Regions from separate parts of the Homo sapiens genome. Here region 2 is linked to region 1. A link is an interaction called in ENCODE POLR2A ChIA-PET data of the cell type or tissue named here. Cell type or tissue: MCF 10A. All regions are shown on one strand.

Region 1 (2,500 bases):
TCCCAGCACTTTGAGAGGCCGAGGCAGGAGGATGGCTTGAGCCCGGGAGTTCAAGACCAGCCTGGGCAACGTGGTGAGACCCTGTCTCTACAGTTAAAAAAAAAATGAGCTGGGCATGGTGGCATGCATACCTGGGATCCCAGCTACTTGGGAGGCTGAAGTGGGTAGATCACTTGAGCCCAGGAGGTTGAGGCTGCAATGAGCCATGTTCCTGCTACTGTTCTCCAGCCTGGGCAACAGGGTGAGATTCTGTCTCAAAACAAAACGAAACAAAATACACACACACACACACACACACACACACACACACACCCACGAAGAGTTTTAGTCTGGTCTCATCTCCATAAGGGGGACATAGAGTGAGTGAGGAAGAAGATTGGAAAGTGAAACATTGCTCCTAAAGGCCTTGTGCCCTCCATAGAGTAGCGGTGGCGTCAACACTGGGCCAATTAGAGGCTTCCAGACATTTTCACAATGAACTCCTCTGTGCTTTGCTGTAGAAATTAAAGGCTTGTTAAGTCTACAGAGCAACTCAGCACCAGATTCCCCAACCTTCTTTTTTCTATCCTGCCTGATTTCTCCTCTCCCCACCCAGGCTCATTGGCTTCATTCCCACAGGAGGCAATGCCAGCTAAACAGATGCACCCTGGCAGCAGGCTATCAGGCAGCTTTATGTTCCTCGTGGTGAGTGATGAGTTGGCCAGGCATGTGGAGCAGTGATAGGGCACTGTTAGCCAGGTGCCACTCCCCGAGGCGGTTCAGAGGATCTAGGGAACACTAGAAAGGCTTCATCTGCCATGATTGGCCTTGTTGTCTAGGCTGTAAGGACCAAAGGCTAAAACTGACACTTTCCTGAATGCATTTTCTTGTTTGTTATTCCCCCAAACCAAGCTCCATTAAAGTGGTCATGGATATTAGCTAGATGTGGTAAGGCAATAGAGAACCAATTCCACAGGCCCTGAGGGTGGGCTCTTATCTCCTGTTTCTAGGATGAGGGACACCCCTAGACCATAGAGTGATACTTCATTCATCCATTCATTCACATGCATTTATTGAGCACTTACCTTGTAACATGTACTTGTGAAGGAGCAGAGAGTGTTTGGGGACTCATAACTGATGGAAATTTAAAAATAAGTTTAGGAGATGATATCTTTCAGAAAATCTTTAGCTCTTTACTTTCTGATATATTATCTTTTGACCACTGGGCTGAATACTAATATATTAATCTTCCCTTATCCAAGGGACATCCATCTCAAGACCCCCAGTGGATGCCTGAAACCGTGGATGGTACTGAACCTGACTGCCATCAGTCGGAGCCTGTTTCTCTTCATGTTTTCTACCCACAAATTTAATTTACTTTGAGGCCATTATAGAGTAAAACAAGGGCAACTTGAACACAAGCACTGCGATACCTTGGCAGTCGTTCCAATAAGAAGATGACGGGTAGCACAGACAGCTTGAATATGCTGGACAAAGGGATGAGTCACGTCTTGGGTGAAACAGAGTGGGATGGCACAAGATTTCATCACACTACTCAGAGTGTTGGACAATTTATTTATTTTTTAAATTTTGATTTCAATTTATTTATTTTTTGAGACAGTGTCTCACTCTGTCACCCAGGCTGGAGTGCAGTGATGTGATCTCAGCTCACTGCAACCTCCACCTCGCACCTCTTGGGCTCAAGCGATTCTCCTGCCTCAGTCTCCCCAGTAGCTGGGACTATAGGCATGTGCTACCACACCCGGCTAATTTTTGTAGTTTTAGTAGAGACAGGGTTTCACCATGTTGGCCAGGCTGGTCTCGAGCTCCTGACCTCAGGTGATCCACCTGCCTCAGCCTCCCAAAATGCTGGGATTACAGGCATGAACCACCGCGCCCGGCTACGATTTAAAGCTTAGGAATTATTTTTGGAATTTTCTTTCTCTCTTTTTTTTTTTTTTTTTTTTTTTGTTTTTTGAGACGGAGGCTTGCTCTGTCCCCTAGGCTGGAGTGCAGTGGCGCAATCTTGGCTCACTGCAACCTCCGCCTCCCGGGTTCAAGCAATTCTCCTGCCTCAGCCTCCCGAGTAGCTGGGACTATAGATGCGTGCCACCACGCCTGGCTAAATTTTTTGTATTTTCAGTAGAGATGGGATTTCACCGTGTTATCCAGGATGGTCTCGATCTCCTGACTTCGTGATCCGCCCACCTCAGCCTCCCAAAGTGCTGGGATTACAGGCATGAGCCACTGCGCCTGGCCCATTTCTGGAATTTTCTATTTAATATATTCAGACGGTGGTTGACCATGGGTGGTTGAAACTGTGGAAAGAAAAACTATGGGTAAGGGAGACTTCTGTACAAAGAACCTGTCCATGAAAGGAAGAAGAAATTCAAGGATATTTTTACTTGTGAACTTTATTTGTACCCAATTAGCCATCAAATTCAATGAACAAATAGCTTTTGCAGGTTCAGTAAAGGGCTGAAAGAGTTAATAGAAAAGAAATACAATAGGGTGTTTACTG
Region 2 (2,500 bases), 150 kb after region 1:
CACAATGGGAATCTCTAATGTGAAAATGTATTCTATGAAAATAATTTTTTTAAATAAAATGTTATATAATAAAAGTGTCTTCTATGCTTTTATATATTAGCTATCAGTAGTTTTATTCATTAGAATTAGGTGTCCATTGCATCCACAGCATGAAAACAAAATTGGGTTTTTTTTTTTTTTTGAGACGGAGTCGCACTCTGTCACCCAGGTTGGAGTGCAGTGGCGTGATCTCGGAGCACTGCAAGCTCCGCCTCCCAGGTTCATGTCATTCTCCTGCCTCAGCCCCCCGAGTAACTGGGATTACAGGCACCCACCACCACGCCCAGCTAATATTTTGTATTTTCAGTGGACATGGGGTTTCACCGTGTTAGCAAGGATGGTCTCGAACTGCTGACCTCGTGATCCACCCATCTTGGCCTCCCAGAGTGCTGGGATTACAGGCATGAGCCACCCCGCCCAGCCAAAATTGAGTGTTTAAATTTTCTTCTGGGGCTTAGCAGTTAGGTAAATCAGACACAAAGTACTGGAAAACAAAAAGGACTTGTAATAGGCAGAAAAATACCAAGTGTATAAGTAATTTGGTATAAACAGAGTATAAGGTTTAGTATTTAGGAATAAGAACTATGTCCAGATTATGGTGTTCTGTGAATACCAGCCTTTGGAATTCATATTATGTTCTATGTGTATTTAGTCTGGTCTAAGAGTTGAGTGTAAGGCATGATGCTGTCTTCTATCAATATAGAGTAACTGGGACTAAGCACATTTTACTCACCAAGGACCTTACTGGGAAGCTGAGGCAAAGGAAGAGTATGTGTTTATGAATGTGTACTAGGGGTTAAAGACATGCTCTCCTTGATGTGCCTGTGGTCTTGTAGAGACTCAAGTGTGCATTAGGGTTTAGGAAGAGGTGATTAATTCTGTTTTGGGGTGGGTAAAAGGTTTCAAAAGAGGGTGATGCCTGAATAGCAGTGGCACACCAACAGATAGTGGTGGTGGGACCAGTCCACCCTGGTGGGAGAGAATATATAAACAATATTCTGACATTGTTTAGAATTGCTGATGCTTGATGATGATAAAAAACAAATGGACTAAAAGTCAATTTTATTGTTTTAAAATTCTCTATAGACGATCCCCTCCCCACCTTGTAGTGTCATTCCTTCCCTTCCCTAGCTCTCAGTATACTGCTGCTGTAGAGTGGAGTGATGAAATGGAGTCTTCCATAAAGTCAAAATGGGGATGGCAGTGACTCTGGATAATATGGGAATCCATAGCTATCTCTAGTACCATCAGATCCTAGATATACAAGGCTGTCTAGTGCTAATAAGCTTCATTAGATGGTGAACGAAGTTGGAGTGGAGGCTGGTTGGGCACTGCCTGCCCCATGTCCCTGCTGGTTTGGTCATTAGGATGGAGCTGAGCTGTCTTTGGGAAGTCAGTAGGTTGCTGTGAGCTGCTGGAAAATGAGGCAAGATTCCGGAAGGGTGCTGTGGCTCATGCCTGTAATCCCAGCACTTTGGGAGGCTGAGGCAGTAGGATTGCTTGAGGCCAGGAGTTTAAAACCAGCGTGGGCAACATAGCAAGACCCTGTCTCTACAAAAATACAATAAAACAAAAAAAAGATTAGCCGGGCATCACTGGCAGTGGCATGTGCCTGTAGTTCTAGCTACTTGGGAGGCCGAGGTGGGAGAATTGTTTGAGCCCAGGAGTTTGAGGTTACAATGAGCTATGATCATACCACCGCACTCCAGCTTAGGTGACAGAGTGAAATCTTGTCTCTTTAAAAAAAAAAAAAATCCAAGGGCTAACAGCAATAGTAGTTTCTGACGGTAAGCAGGACATGATCAGAACTGTGCTTTAGAAATAATTTGGGTACCATTAGGTGGGTTAATAAGCTAGAGGTAGAAGGACATGTGAGGGGATAGAGACAGAATAAAGGGCCTGAACTTTGAGAGTAGCAGTGGAAGTAGGAGTCAATCTCAAAAGGTATTGTAGAAGTCAAAAACATTAATTCATTCATTTGATAGATACTAAGTACCTCATGTAATCAGCACTGTGCCAGGTACTGTGGATAACGATAAAATTTTACCTGCCTTTGAAGGGAATTCATAGTCTAATTGGGGCAACAGAAGAATGACTGCAATACGGTGTAGTAAGTGCAGTGATGGTGAAGCACGTCATGCGCTGTGATGTAACAAAGGGTGCAGTAAGGATTTGCCTGCAAGTTTCCTGGAAGAGAAGATTTGTAACCTGGGTTTTGAAAGATAAGGAGCTGACAGTGGCTGGGGAAGCTGGGATGAGGTGTAGGGTTGACTGGAGGATGGCAGATCAAGCAAAAGATGATATGTAGTTTGGTATGACCCAGCACAGGGAGGGACTGATTGTAGAGGACCTTATATGCCACGATAAGTAATTGAAACTTTATCTTTTTTTTTTTTTTTTTGAGACAGAGTCTGACTCTGTGGCCCAGGCTGGAATGTAGTGGCGCGATCTTGGCTCACTG

Evidence for each region. ChIA-PET counts read pairs that join two places held together with the same protein. Peaks named below come from ENCODE experiments on the same cell type or tissue, not always from the same donor. Only the 100,000 strongest peaks of a DNase experiment are listed, where the experiment ranks them.
Region 2: POLR2A ChIA-PET joins it to region 1 with 6 read pairs; 9 of 35 experiments call an interaction of 5 or more read pairs at or near these places.

What each region holds. Positions count from the first base shown.
Region 1 is chr11:111,941,562-111,944,061 of GRCh38, forward strand. All of the region lies in intron 1 of DIXDC1 (DIX domain containing 1), which reads left to right. Among named protein-coding and RNA genes, the nearest start is that of DIXDC1, 5.5 kb to the left of the region's middle. In MCF 10A, no CTCF peak of the experiment used is centred here; DNase peaks (open chromatin) are centred at 670 and 1,460.
Region 2 is chr11:112,095,703-112,098,202 of GRCh38, forward strand. SDHD (succinate dehydrogenase complex subunit D) reads left to right here. Exons shown (of 4, transcript NM_003002.4): 4 at 1-92. Among named protein-coding and RNA genes, the nearest start is that of SDHD, 10 kb to the left of the region's middle. In MCF 10A, no CTCF peak of the experiment used is centred here; no DNase peak of the experiment used is centred here.